Regions from separate parts of the Homo sapiens genome. Here region 2 is linked to region 1. Evidence: read pairs that join two places in POLR2A ChIA-PET (ENCODE). Cell type or tissue: B cell. All regions are shown on one strand. Region 1 overlaps PIK3CG (phosphatidylinositol-4,5-bisphosphate 3-kinase catalytic subunit gamma). Region 2 overlaps SLC26A4 (solute carrier family 26 member 4).

Evidence for each region. ChIA-PET counts read pairs that join two places held together with the same protein. Peaks named below come from ENCODE experiments on the same cell type or tissue, not always from the same donor. Only the 100,000 strongest peaks of a DNase experiment are listed, where the experiment ranks them.
Region 2: POLR2A ChIA-PET joins it to region 1 with 5 read pairs; 1 of 35 experiments calls an interaction of 5 or more read pairs at or near these places.

The regions. Positions count from the first base shown.
Region 1 is chr7:106,877,943-106,885,942 of GRCh38, reverse strand. PIK3CG (phosphatidylinositol-4,5-bisphosphate 3-kinase catalytic subunit gamma) reads right to left here. Exons shown (of 11, transcript NM_001282426.2): 6 at 6,278-6,424; 7 at 3,736-3,826; 8 at 2,780-2,910; 9 at 1,677-1,788. Among named protein-coding and RNA genes, the nearest start is that of PIK3CG, 17 kb to the right of the region's middle. In B cell, no CTCF peak of the experiment used is centred here; a DNase peak (open chromatin) is centred at 2,102.
Region 2 is chr7:107,675,378-107,683,377 of GRCh38, reverse strand. SLC26A4 (solute carrier family 26 member 4) reads right to left here. Exons shown (of 21, transcript NM_000441.2): 7 at 24-176. Among named protein-coding and RNA genes, the nearest start is that of SLC26A4-AS1, 18 kb to the right of the region's middle. In B cell, no CTCF peak of the experiment used is centred here; a DNase peak (open chromatin) is centred at 4,897; H3K4me3 peaks cover 727 bases; H3K27ac peaks cover 1,812 bases.

The DNA.
Region 1 (8,000 bases):
TGTTTTTGATATCCTTCTGGTGTTCTTTAGATGACAGCCAGATGCCACTATAAGATTCTCATCTCAAAATTATTCTTAGAAACATAAATCAAACTCTCTGGCCACTATGTCATCATTATCCCTAAGACTCTCTTATGCTCTTTACGCAACTCAGGATAGACTGATGTTTCACTCTGCTTGGGGGCAGGGGTTATTCACCTTTTCCTTTTGAGTAGCCATCTACGGCCATACCATCCTGAATGTATCTAAGCTCATCTGATCTCAGAAACTTGGGCAGCATGATAGAAGCAAATCATTTTGAGTCTCCTTTGGGTCAATTTCTACCACTACTACTATCACCACCACAATAATCATCATCTTATTTGTTTAGCCCTTTATCATTTCTATTGTCCATAAATATATTATCTCTTTTAATTCTCATAGGAAGTAAGCAATCTGTCCCCATCTGATGCCTTTTCCAGACTCTACTCTTAAAATGGCCCAAATTCATAGAGAAAAATCTCATGCTTTGGTGGCCACTACTGACTACTGTCAGAGTGGACAGTGAACCACTAAAGTGGAGTGGGTTAGGGAGATTTAAGGATATCTATGAGTTCTTTCTGTTCTTTCTCTGCAACATCTGTCACTGGTGATCACTCCCACCTTCGCCAGCTTCTGGGATATGACCCTCTCCTAGTTTTCCAGCGGTCCCTCTAACTTTGCCTTCTTAAGACTCATTTCCTGCCTCTTCCTCCTTCACTCACACCTTAGTCCTCAAGTGAGGTGGTCTCTCTAGAGCAGAGGTCCCCAACCCCTGGGCCATGGACAGGTCCATGGCCTGTTAGGAACTGGGCCACACAGCAGGAGGTGAGCGATGGGCAAGTGAGCAACTTCATCTGTATTTACAGCTGCTCCCCATTGCCTGAATTACTGCCTGAGCTCCACCTCCTGTCAGATCAGTTGCAGCATTAGATTCTCATAGGAACACAAACCCTATTGTGAACTGTGCACGAGAAAGATCTAGACTGTGCACCCCTTATGAGAATCTAATGCCTGATGATCTGAGGTGGAGCTGAGGTGGTGATGCTAGCACTGGGCAGTGGCTGTAAATACAGATTAACATTAGCAGAGAGGTTTCACTGCACAGAGACCATAATAAATCAATTCCTTACATATCAAAACCCTCTCAGTGAGTGGCAAGTGAAAATTGAGCTGCATCTGGTGGCAGGCTTTATAGTGGCAAGTGAGTTGAAAAAAAAGTGTGCAATAAACGTAATGCTCTTGAATGATCCTGAAACCATCCTTGCTCCCCCACCCCTGTCCGTGGAAAAGGTGTCTTCCAAGAAGCCGGTCCTTGGTGCCAAAGAGGTTGGGGGCCACTGCTCTAGAGTAACTGAAGCACCAGTGTCCCTACACAATGACTTCTAAATATGTGCTCCAGTCTTAAACTCCATTTAAAGACTACTCCGTTCTGAAAGGAGGGAGGCATGGGGAGTTAGTGTTTAATGGGTACAGAGTTTCAGCTGGGGAAGATGGAAAAATTCTGGGGATGAATGGTGATGATGGTTGTACAACAAGGTGAACATATGTAATGCCACTGAACTGAACACTTACAGTTAATTAGAGTTAAAATAGTAAATGTTATGTTATATATATTTTACCACAATAAAAGTTTATTCTGCACTAAATAAACTCACCTGTCTCGGTGATCATAATATTGTCATTGTGTCTGTCGCCTATTCCAAGAACAAAGGTTGCCACACAGTAGCCTGCACAGGAATAAACAAATCTCTCCACTGCTGCCTGAAACTAATTAAAATGCATTTGAATATTAGTTGTCTTCTAACTACAAAAAGCATCATGAATCTACAAATGACTTCTAAAAAGAGAATATTCTGGAAACCATTTTCAGAGAGCAAGTTAGTTGTGCCTGATTTCATTAGCATTATATCTATGAATTGCCAACTTTCTCATTGCTCTGCTTATATTTTAGGTGAAGATTCAGTGAATCACAATGGCATGAGGAAGAAACAAGAGTCAAAGGGCAACAGTAATTTAATCAAAGGGTTCACTTCCTCTCCATGCATCACTTGCCAACAACTATATAGAACCCATGGTAATTTCTCCTTCATTTGTGAACATGTTTTGCTTGTGACCACTAAGAGTATGCTTGGGTTCACAGATCCCCATGTATAACAGATTAATAAGTGCTACTCATTATATTTCCTCCCCAAAAGGCTGCTAACCATGCAAATGAGAAGTGCTAATCCTGTGCAGCAGAACTTTAAACGACAGCCAAACAGCTAAAACACAGCTTGTGAAGGATTGAGCATATGCACTTCCAAGGAATGGTGGAAGTGACATTTTCAGCATCCATGATTTACCATTTAGATTAGAGTTCAGCAGTAAATTATAAATTACTTTGTTGTGTATGTTGTATTTCCCAGGTACGTAAGAGTTTATACATGGTAACTAAATATCTTGGCTGAACAACAAAAATAGATAGCCATAAAAAGTGCTAACAGATTATTTTACAGAACCAAATTTTAAGCAAAGTATGCCTGATAATCAAAAGAGAAGCAAATGCTCATGGAGTCCTGAACTGAGTGCCTCTGTTTCACACAGATATGCTGTCACCACGGGAGGGTACTTAAAACCTCCATTATTTCACAAGTAAAAAACTTCACTAATATGTCAGGAGGCAAGACACTGGCAGATTCTCTGAAAACTTGAAGCCACTACTGCTATATAAATGACAACTTGTAAGGAGCCATTAGACTGGGAAAAAGCATGAGCTCACCTTTTCTTCAGTAGGGGATTTTTCTTTGAGCCAGTGATTCAGGACTTCATCTTTAAATGCTCCCGTGTTGCCCACTGTGCTTTGCTGAATTTTGGCAATTGTCGTGGCGTCTTTCACAATCTCGATCATTCCTACAGAAGGATGCACAGAGTCTGATGGAGATTGGGGGCCAGTACCTGGCCCAGAGGAGGAAAGGCTATGTCTTTGTTGAGTGAAGGGCAGAGGGTTTTTTTTTTTTTTTTTTTTGACCAGAGAGCTATTTTCCAGGTCTATGCTATTGGTTTTCTTATGAGGAATAGAAAGGAAAGAAGGAGGATATGGAAGTTGTGTGGGATATGTTTTCAATATCCCAGAATGACAAGAGGAAAGGGCTGGTTTTGAATAGTAATAAATAAAAGCATTTATATGCTGAGCATATCCTTCCTCAGATGGCAATCTGTGCCTTTTCCTTTTTTAAATTACAGGGTTAAATGTAAATGGTTTTGTAGAGTTCTCAGATCAGAAACTTGAATAAACATATGTTTGACTGAAACTAATGCTGAATGTCTATAAAAATACCTGATAGTAGAGTGTGTAATAGCTTTGATAATGTGAATTCTGGAATACTAAAATAAGTGACAGATCTTTCCATCTATTTTTAAATGTTTTTTGTGAGAGAAAAGTTTAATGTGTAATGAAATGAGTTAAAGTTTAGAGATGGAGAAGGAAAGAGGAGGGAACAAGTTCTTACTAAAATCATTTCCATGTATAGTCACAGGGATTTGAATCATGCATTCATGTATTTTCAATATATCCACATTAAATTGAGAGTCACATTCACCAGCATAGAAATGTTTTCTTCCTTTTTATACAGATTAAGATTATGATTTTTCAGTTATTAAATGTCTACACTGAAGGAATTATAATCTTTTCAAACGAGCTGAGAGGTCTATTCATCTCCTGAGGTAACTACATACCTATTTTGTCACCAGTTGAAATGCAACCATATGGCAGGAGGCATAGATCCAAAGATTCAGTCTCCCAAATAGACTCCATGATTCGTAGAATCTGGGCATCGAAACACAGAAATGTTTATATTATATATATATTAACTTAATATATTTTTCTTCTCCCTTAAAAATAGCAATCATATCTAGTAACACAAAATATAAGAGTAAATGTAAAACATATAAGTAACAACTGTACGTTTATTGGTCAATCTGGTACTCTAAAGTTTCTCTTCTTTGTGAGCTTGTTAATTTTGTTTTCCGAAATGTACCTTGGGGAAGAGGATAAATACATTTCTTGTTTTGTTTTGTTTTTGTTTTTGTTTTGTAGATGGAATCTTGCTCTGTCGCCCAGCCTGGAGTGCAGTGGTGTGATCTTAGCTCACTGCCACCTCCACCTCCCAGGTTCAAGTGATTCTCCTGCCTCAGCCTCCTGAGTAGCTGGGATTAGAGGCGCGCATCATGATGCCCGGCTAATTTTTTTTGTATTTTTAGTAGAGATGGGGTTTCACCATGTTGGCCAGGCTGGTCTCAAACTCCTGACCTCAAGTGATCCGCCCACCTTGGCCTCTCAAAGTGCTGGGATTACAGGCGTGAGCCACCATGCTTGGCCAATACATTTCTTTTGGAGTGGGTTTTAGCTGTGGTTCATCACCTCTCTGTTCAAATGTTCTGCTTTACTTGTGTCTATTTTACCACAAAACTCTAACATCCTTACACATATTTATCAAAGGCAATAACCAAAGCAGCAGTAACTACAATGATGATAATGATAGCGAATATATACTGATTGCTGCTTTATGTGTGATCCTTGCATTGCCCTATAATGTGGATAGGATTATTATTCCCATTCTACAGGTGAAGGAACAAAGCCTTAAAGAGCTTAAATAACTTGCCCTTAGCTGCCAAACTATGTGCCCCAACAAATAAACAAAGTAGGCTGGGCATGATGGCTCACACCTAGAATCCCAGCAATTTTGGCGATTAACTGGCTCGTGCCTAGAATCCCAGCAATTTTGGCAATTGTCATGGTGTCTTTCACAATCTTGATCATTCCTATAGAAGGATGAAGAGTCTAATGGAGATTGTGGGCTAGTGCCTGGCCCAGAGAAGGAAAGGCTATGTTTTTGTTGAGTGAAGGGCAGAGAGGTTTTTTTTGACCAGAGAGCTATTTTCCAGGTCCACACTGTTGGTTTTCTTATGAGGAAGGGAAAGAAAAGGAGAAGACTGTGAAAGTTGTGTGGGAGGCTGAGGTGGGAGGATTCATTGAGCCAAGGAGTTTGAGGCCAGCGTGGGTAACATGGCAAGACCCCATCTCTACAAAAAATATAATTTGCCAGGTATGGTGGTGCACACCTATAGTCCTAGTTACTTCAGAGGCTAAGGCAGGAGGATTGCTTGAGCCTAGGAGTTTGAGGCTGCAGTGGGCTGTGATCGTGCCACTGTATTCCAACCTGGGCGATAAAGCAAGGCCTCATCTTAAAAAAATTAAAAAAAAACAAAACCACAAAGTACATAAAGGGCAAAGGCAAACTTTCACTCAAAATGAGAGGACCAACAGGGTAATTTTTGTGTTTTTAAAGTGTCCATCTTCAAACAATTCAAAATATTCTACAGATTTATTTGAAATTTAATAAACTTGCAAAAAGTTTGAAGGATTTCTCTTTTTCTTTTCTAAAATACCTCCTGGACAAAACATAGATCATTCTTGAAAGCAAAGCAAAGGCAAAGCAAAGGCAAAGCAAAGGTATTCCTGTTTCTATATTAGAAATAAGTAAAAACAGAAACTTACAATTGGAAACATGACCAGTTTTAAATAGGCTACCTTGAAATCAATGTAATTTGTCTACTTCAAATAAACCATATTAAGTATTAGAAATTATTACCTCTACAACACTGACCAACTAGAATCTGGAGAATATTACTTTACAGACTTGTGAAGCTAAAGTTTATCTAGAAATGTTAGAAAATATGAAAATAATTAGCACTGATATATTGACCATTCACCTTCTGCCCTAACAGTACTTCACTCTTGTCACTTACCTGCAGGATTTCTGTGGTGACCTACTTGTTCATCTTTCTCCTTCCCATAAAATCATTTGCTTGATTTGTTTATGTGCATCAGAGGAGATGTATCTAAAAGAGTGCCTAGAGATGTGCAGACATGTCTATGGGCAGGAATGAAGTGAGTGCTGGGGATAAATATGGCTATTTTCTATGTTATCAAGCTTAGAATGGGGTGTATAAAAAAGACATTAGGTGAGGGAGGTATATCTGGCTACTTGGGAGTGTTAGATATGCAACTTGGACAGAACCATAATGCTCATTAGATTGCATATCTAATAGTCTGCAGCCAAATTCCCCAAGTGAAAACTCTCTATGATGTAATATTTGATCACAATTCATCACTTGAAAGAAGAGAGTGGGAATAGAGCCAGTAGGAGAAAGCATGTTTTTGATGTAATATAGAATTGTTTTCAGATAATTGAAAACAATCTTAAAATTAGCATACCTGTAAAATAAGCATGTCTTGGCGCAGATCATCACCATGTTTAAAGATAATTCCAATTGTTTCATTTGATAGGGCTGTAGGATCGGCACATTTAAACTCAAGCCATAGTGGTTTTTTCTTGGAGGCCATTACTTTACATTTTTCAATCTGTAAGGAAGCAGTCACATATTCCCCACACACAATGAATAACGAATATACATGGTGGAGACACAAATTCTCTTGCAAAACATCACTATAAACAACAAGGACAAAGTCCTAGTTGGAGAATGATTTTCAATATTTGGGTAAAAATACAGAAGTTGTTTTGAGCAAATCTGGAAATGCCATGTGAGAGCGAATTCACAACTCTTAAACCAGTGCCTCTCAAACTGTGCTCCAAAGAACCACAAGAGTCTTTGGAAGTGCCTAAGAGGTATGGCAGATCTCACCCTCCCCACGCACACAGAGCTCTGACACTCCCACATCCTCTTTAATAGACAGCAACCTGGCTATTATATTTGTCCGCCTTCTGAGATTTAATTTGAAAAAAGAATTCTAATGCTACCACAATGTCAAAAAAACTATTATTGCAGAATCAGATGCAATAGGCTACATCTAAGCAGATGAAATTTAACAGAAATAAATGGAAAATCTGGCATTTAGGTACAACACGCCCTCCCCCTAAACCTCATACATCTAAATAAATTCAAGGCAGGGGAAATGTGGCTTGGCAGTTACTCACTTAAACATAAAAAAGGTAGGTGTTTCAGGCAAAGGTGAGTTCACCACAGATCAAAATTGTGATGTAGTCATTTAAAGAAGCAAACACAATTTGAAACTGTATTAATATGTCATAATTCCTACCAATCTTTAAATAATGGACAGTGGATAGTGTGTGCTTTTACTATAGGGCCAGTTTGCTGGTAATTGTATATAAAATTAAACATTCAGGGGAAGAACTTCCTCATCTTCTCATGTGGCTTCGCTGCTACGGGAGTTGCCGTCCTGCCATAAACAACTAGAAAACTATGCAAAATATATAAAACTCTTTTCAGACATTGAACAGGCAGTGTAGGTCCGTGATCCCCAAGAAAAGGAAGACAAATGAAGTGAGCCCTGTAATTGCCCCAGATTACTGCCTGGGGGCTGTTTCTAGGCTACAGCACAGAGGAAGGAAATCCAGACTGAGCCCAGAGTCCAGCAGTCTAAATTACTGTAACTGAAGTCTCAGAGAGGAGAGAAAAGAGGCAACATAAAAAATTGGTTGAAAAATTTCCAAATTTGATAGACTATAAACTCACAAATTCAAGGAGCTCCATAGACTCCAGCAGCCTAAACACAAAGGAAACCCATACCAGGGTACATCATAATCAAATTGCTGAAAACCAGAAATAAAAAAGAATCTTAAAAACAGCCTGGGGAAAAAGACGTATTATGCAGACACAATCAAAGATAAGACTCATCATCAGAAAATATGCAAGCCAGAAAAAAATGTTACTGCAAGAAAAAAACCAGTCAATCTAGAATTCCATATTCAGGGAAAATATTTTTCAAAAATGAAAGCAGAATAAAAAGTGTTTCAGATAAACAAAAGCTGAAAGAATTTATTGTCAGCAAACTTGCAGTAGAAAAGATGTTAGAAGCTCAAGGAAATGTGGACCGATATAAGGCAATAAAGAGTACCAAAAATGGTAAATATGTAGGTGAATAGTTAAAAATTATTTCATCTATTAAGTCTGTTAAG
Region 2 (8,000 bases), 800 kb before region 1:
TTCTAACTACATATTCTACTTACCACAATTACTTCTATAGGAATAGGGACTGGGATTTTGTGTCTAAACCGATCATTTAATTCCTTAACTGCCATACAGACGACAATGGTGAGCAATCCAGCAGTGAAATCAGCAAGATTGGTATCACCAATATTTTGAAAAATCTCAACCAGCGTCTATAAAAAGAAAATAATTTTATATACTTCCTGCTGCTACACGCACACGAGCACACACACACGCACACACACACAATCAATTCTCATATGAATCTTCCCACATGAAAAACCATGATATCAGCATCAAACAACACTCAAAAGTTTCAGTAAAATGATAAAAATGTGTTGGTTGATACAGAGACCATTACATACATACAATTGCTGCAATATATATATACACCAAGTTTTTTATGATTGTTTACTTGGAAAGGAAAAACTGGGTGATTTCTACATTCTTATTTTTGCTTCTCTGTATTTTTTATGATAATAATAAAGATGTCTTAAAAGAAAAAATGTCATTATAAACATACTAACTTTTACTTACAGAAATGCTTTACAAGTTTATATTTTAAAATGGGTTTCTAGGTGCTATCAAGTAGCCTGATTTTTACTACAGTGATACAGCATTGAGACTAAAGGCTGATAAACCTGAAACTCCCAGTTGATCAGTTGGTTGTTTTTTTTGTGTGTGTATATGTGTGTATGTGTGTGTGTGTGTGTTCTTTCTTTCTAGCTTTCTTTTTTTTGGGGCACAATTAGCCAGTATTTTAGGTAAAGTTCTTTCCTAAACCTGAATGATATAGATAATAACAAAAAATTACAAAAAATCCTAAAATACTTCATATGTGGATACAGGTAGACTGACTTCATTCTTTCTGGCAAAGAAAAGCTATTGAATTGACATATAGGCCAAGCATACTTTTTTTTAAATTAAAACAATTTCATGTTTTATTTAAAAAATTTGATTTTATAATGATATAATTACATCAAATCTTTTTTTTAATTCCTAAAGCTGAATTGAATCTGTAGTTTTTTTCTGTTTTTTGTTTTTAAATTATACTTTAAGTTTTAGGGTACATGTGCACAACGTGCAGGTTTGTTACATATGTATACGTGTGCCATGTTGGTGTACTGCACCCATTAACTCGTCATTTAACATTAGGTATATCTCCTGACAAGCATACATTTTTGGGAATAAATTTGGTACTTAATTTTATTTCTCAAACTTGAACTAAGATAACATAAAAAAAATTTTTTTTTTTTTTTTTTTTTTTTTTAGCTCTCTTGCCCAGGCTGGAGTACAGTGGCCTCGAACTCCTGAGCTCAAGCAATCCTTCCACATCACCCTCCAGAGTAGCTGGAGCTACAGGCAGGCATCTATATTTATTTTATTTATTGTAGAGAGTACAATAAATAGGCTATTTTATTTTTTGTAGAGATTGGGGCGGGAGGAGGTGGGGGCAGGGGATGGTGTCTCACTTTGTTGCCCAGACTGGTCTTGAACTCCTGGCCTCAAGAAATCCTCCTGCCCAACCTCTCAAAGTGTTGGGGTTACAGGCATGAGCTACCACAACTGGCCAAAAAAAATCTTTAAGTAGACAGATGAATCAATTCAAGAAAAACTAGTTTTGTTTTGTAAATAGGAGACTTCTGGGAATCAAGGGTGTTTTCAAGGAAATTAGCAAGGAAGAATCCCAAGGAAGAACACTAATATCTTTGTTATATTAACTTCAGTCCTGTAGAAGGCAGGATTTAAGAAGGTATCTTTGAGACATTTCTTTGAGACAATCTCACAGTGAAGGTAACTTTTCTTTAAATGAGCTTTTTTATAGACATATTTTATAGGAAGATAAAATAATGGAGCATCTTATAGTTTATAACATTTATAAAATGTATTTTACTTATTTTCACAGATAAACTACTTTTAAAATAATTATAATGATAATCTGGTGACAATTATGTATGAGCTTAATGAACTTTAAGTACTTAATGAACCTTAAGTAATCTAGGAGTCACTTTGCCAGCAACCTCAGCTCTCTGGAACACATTCAAGAAGAGTAAGGAAATGGGGGAGAAGCTATTATGCATGCAAAATACCTCCCACCAAACACTTGGACTAGAGTTCAGGCATTTAACTTGTAGGAAGACTCTTGAACTTTCACTCAGAGGGTACTTTTGCTCTTTCTTGAAATCCAGTACTAACAAATTCACTTTGTCTGGTTTTCAGAGTCACTGAAAATTGCTAAAGGCATTTACACTGACAGAAACAAGATGATGCCAGGGACAGCAGAGTGAAAAAGAAAATGGGATAACTACCACCAGCAGACACGATAACAAGAACTTAGGGCATTTAGCACAGGAGCAAACAGCCCTACCTATCCCAGAGGCTTGAAGGTTATCATTGCTGTTTGGTCCTTTACATAATCAGTTTTCTGATGAATGACCCTAATTAATTCAGGAGCTAGGTATAACATTTTGATGAATTGTCTATTCATTAAAGGTGTACTTTTCAACTCAAGATGCAAAAATTAAAACTTGAAAAACAAAACATTTGGAATCATTATCCCAATCACACAAACATTTTTACCTTACAAAAATAATCACTACAGGATTCCAGTTTAATCCATGAGAATCAATTAGACCTTTGAATAAAAAGTATGTCTGGTGGATTAGAAATGTAACACGAGGTTCAAAAACCAAAATCAGTTTATATTACAGAATTGCATCATGCAAGGTATCTGAGTATGTAAATAAGTTGCCTACATATTGAGTAGTCATTCAGAATCTTTTAAGAAGAGCTCTATGATAGAAAGTTTAATCTGTGCAGAAATAAAACTCACCATGTAAACTGCAATAGTCAGTTTACATTATTATTGTATAATAATAATATTATATAATAATATAAGATTATACTTATATATTATGTAATAATATAATAAAAGATTATACTTATATAATAATATAAGATTATATAATAAGATAAGATTATATAATAATATAACATTATATAATAAGATAAGATTATATAATAATATAACATTATATAATAAGATAAGATTATATAATAATATAAGATTATATTATATAATAAGATAAGATTATATTATATAATAAGATAAGATTATATAATAAGATTATATTATATAATAAGTTAAGATTATATTATAAGATTATATTATATAATAAGATAAGATTATATTATATAATAAGATAAGATTATATTATATAATAAGATAAGATTATATTATATAATAAGATAAGATTATATTATATAATAAGATAAGATTATATAATAAGATAAGAATATATTATATAATAAGATTATATTATATAATAAGATAAGATTATATTATATAATAAGATTATATTATATAATAAGATAAGATTATATTATATAATAAGATTATATTATATAATAAGATTATATTATATAAGATAAGATTATATAATAAGATTATATTATATAAGAGCATATAATATAAGATTATATAAGATAAGATTATATAATATAAGATTATATAATATAATAATATAAGATTATATAATAATATAAGATTATATTATATAATAATATAAGATTATATTTAACGACATAGAAATTAGACTCTACAAAAACACTGAACAGTACTTCTAATTTAGTTTACTGTTAAAATACCATAAAGTATGTTAATAGTATGGATACACATATAATTCTGTATTTTAGCTTAGTATTCCAAATAATTCAAATTATGATAATGAACTTTTTGGTAATAGATAATATTTTATTATATTTCCTGCTGTGTTTGGAAAATTTTAGGACAATTTCATTTAGATAATTTCTTTGTTCTTGCCCAGGATTACCTGTGTTTATGAAACCGTAAGAAAAAATTATGCCCAATAATGTGTATGAGAAAATTGATCAGTTTACTATTGGAACTGAATTTATTTTTGTTTATTTTATCTCTACGAATATCACAAATGCTTCACGACCACCTTTTGCTGTCAGGCATTTCCTTCCATATCTTTTGTGTATACATGTATAGATCAATCCTTAAAGTGTTACTTTAATACAATGTATAAATTTTACATACTGAAATAGGTACAAAGTAACAAATCTAATCAAGCTTAGTGGTGGCTTTCAAAGCTCTCACCCTTGTCTACTGAGACAAACCATTCAAATTGAGTGGTGGGAAATCAACCCCTAAGTGGACTGGGATTTACTTAGATAACTGAGTAGCTACATGGTAGCATCAAGGGTATTGACTAATTCTAAATTGCTGCCAATACCCTGTCATTCTCCCTTCTGCCTCCTACATCCAGTATCTCTGACATTTGTAAATTAACTGATTTCTTTTTCTTCTAATATTTTCTCCCCTATTTCTTTGCATTTGTTACTTCTAGTTGTCAGCACCTTTTTGGGGGAGAGGGCAGGACAAACCAAAGTGCAACCTTAGAACAAAGATAAGTTAACACTCCAGGTAAAGTATTTTACAACAATCTTACAGTCTTTTCTGGGAGAATCCTCTACTACTCTGCATTTATTGAAGGATTCTTTCATGTATAATTGCAATGGTAATGTCATAAGCAAAATTCTCTGTTCAGAGACTAAGCGGCTCATTTAACCCTATGCAATCGTTTTCAGACCTGCTGATTTTTTTTTTTTTTCAGAAGAGCAAACTTATATTCACCACCATATAGGGATGACTGAAATACCTTTTCCAACTTGGGTGGCCTGTGAGGAGTTTCTTGCAAAATTCTATGCTGTATGCTAAACTGAGATTTCAAGAAAAATATTCAACAGGAAGTAAGTTACATAATGACTGCACTTGGTTTAAAAACTATTTTTGACCTTGGTCTAGTGTTTCCTGCTCACTTTTGTCCCTGTCAAAGTGAAATCATTTGCAGAAAGTTTCTTCTTAAACATAATCCTATGAGACCAGAAGAACTATTTCTCCTGTTCTGCAGGGGTCCTGAAATGGCCATGGACCCAGGTCAACAATTAGTTTGGACCTCCTGCGATCTGTGTAGATGAAGGCCTAGCAATGTTTGCCCAGTGAGGTGAGAATACTCAGTAAGAGATGTCTTGGTAGGTTAATGAGTCACTGGGTTTGTATAGGGAGTGAACAGTGCCTGGCACATGGTAAGTATTCAATATGTGTTTATTGAGTAGATAAACTGAATGAATGAGAATGAAGGAATAAATGAGTGAACATTTGATGGAGAAAATGTAAAAGTAAGTAAAAGCAAGATGTGCCAGGAGCTGCAAAAGTTACAGAGCCTGTCAAAATAAGGCAGTCAGAGGTCTCAAAAAGAACTAAGGATTGGCCAGGTGCAGTGGCCCACACCTATAATCCCAACACATTAGGAGGCATGCAGTAAGATGACTGCTTGAGGCCAGGGGTTCAAGACCAGCCTGGGCGACATTGCAAAACCCCTGTCTCTACCAAAATAAAATCTTAAAATTTTAATTTTAATTTTAAAATATGGGCTGGACATGGTGGCTCACTCCTTTAATCCCAGAACTTTGGGAGGCCAAAGTGAGAGGATCACTTGAACTCAGGAGTTCGAGACTAACCTGGGCAACATAGCAAGACATTGCCTCTACTAAAATTCAACAAAGAAAAAGAAAATTAGCCAGGTGTGGTGGTGCACACCTGTAGTTCCAGCTACTCATGAGGCTGAGGGGGAAGAATCGCTTGACACAGGGAGATGGAGGTCGCAGTGAGCTATGACTGTGCTACTGTACTCCAGCCCAGGCAATGGGGCAAGACCCTGTCTCAAAAAAAAAAAAAAATTCTTTTTTAATAGAAAACTGAGGATTTGACAGGAAAAAACATATCAAGAATGACCCATATAATGCTGAATCAAAAACTTTTGCTAATGTTTCCTAATAGGCTGGGTCCCGAGGAAATGAACGGCGAGCTTCATGAGGTCTATTCATCTGTGATAATAATAATAATAAACTCAATTCTTACTATGTGACAGATATTGTGCTAAGTGCCTTACACGTATTTTCTTTTTCAATCCTCACTGCTCTAAGAGGTAGCTACTATTACTACTCCCATTTTACAATTGAGGACACTGAGGCTTAGGGAAGTTGAGTATAAACATCATGGGTAGTGGGTGGAGAACCAAGATGCCAACTCAAGTCTGTTGAAGTTCAAAGTCCATGATCTTTTTTGTTTGTTTTTGGTTTTTTGTTTGTTGTTGCTGTTATTGTTGTTTGAGACAGGGTCTCACTCCCATCACCCAGGCTGGAAGGCAGTGGCATGATCTCGGCTCACTGCAGCCTCAACTTCCTGAGCTCAGGTGATCCTCTCACCTCAGCCTCCCAAGTAGCTGGGACTACAGGTGCGTGCCACAATGCATGTCTAATTATTTTTGTATTATTAGTAGGGACAAGGTTTTGTCATGTTGCCCAAGCTGATCTTGAACTCATGGGATCAAGTGATCCACCTGTGTCAGTCTCCCAAACTGCTGGGATTACAGGCATGAGCCACCACACCTGGCCTCATGATCTTATTCACTATGTTATTCTGCCTCCTCTGTCTATTCTCACTGCTTAGCATAGTACCTGGCCTGTAGTAAGCACTTGGTAATATTTGTTGAATGGATGGAGTGTAATAGTATGGGATTATGGCACCGTTATAAAATTGAGCAATTATTGACATACTCACCAATTCTTAGATATGTGTACATGGCCTTACATTGTTTTAGAAGCTAATAGGTGGGTCTTTAAAGACTCAAACTCCATTCTTAATGTTGACACGTTATTTTTGTATGGTATCATTCCCCCCAAGCTAGGATGACATCATGTTACTATTATCACCATTTTTCAAGCATCAATAACATGCTTTATGTAGAACACATTTTTAGATCCAAAACCTTTTTCAAATCTAATTAGTGTGATCTACATCCTGCTTTTGCATTTCTTTTGCATGGTGAATCATCTCTGAATCTAATGTTCCTTTTCATTTATAATTGTTGAGACATTTACATTATGCATTTTACGGACTCTTATGGTTAGAAAAAGCTTTTAGAGATACATCTCCAATCATTTCATTTCACCAATAAAAAAGAAAAGATGGCTTGAAATAATCATTTCAAAATAACTCCTTTATTTAGAGTACTTGTTATGTACCAGCCCCTGGGCCAAGTGCTTATCTATTCTTATTTAACAATCCAATGAGGCATATACTATTACTAACCCAATTTTGCAGAGAAGGAAACTGAGGCATGGTGATTGGCTCACATGGCTAGTAGACAGTAGAGCCAGAATATGAATCAAGGTCCATCCAGTTCTAAAACTGAGCTTTCAATTAGCACCCTACATGATGTATCCAGGGTCACTTACCTGTTAGAGACAAAGCTGAGGCTAGAAATCAAGTCTGTTACATTCCAGAGCAGCCTTTACTTCATTAGACCACTTTGTTTTCATTAATGTTTTTAAGTACAATAGTATTTCTGACAGAAGCAACCAAATGTTTTCAATGGCTCCCAAAGTATGCATAGAGAAATGTGGGTGCTCCCAGGCCGGGCGCGGTGGCTCACGCCTGTAATCCCAGCACTTTGGGAGGCCGATGTGGGTGGATCACAAGGTCAGGAGTTCAAGACCAGCCTGGCCCAAATGGTGAAACCCTGTCTCTACTAAATATACAAAAATTAGCTGGGTGTGGTGGCGGGCGCCTGTAATCCCAGCTACTCAGGAGGCTGAGGCAGGAGAATCGCTTGAACCCGGGAGGTGGAGGTTGTGGTGAGCCAATATCATGCCACTGCACTCCAGCCTGGGTGACAGAGTAAGACTCTGTCTCAAAAAAAAAAAAAAAAAGAAAGAAAGAAAGAAATGTGGGTGCTCCCAGACTCAAGTTTTGTTTTGTTTTGATTTTGTTTTTGCTTGAAACAGGTTCTTGCTCTGTCACCCAGGGTGGAGTGCAGTGGGGCGATCACAGCTCACTGCAGCCTCAACCTCCAGGGCTCAGGAGATCTTCCCACCTCAGCCTCCCAAGTAGCTGAGACTACAAGTGT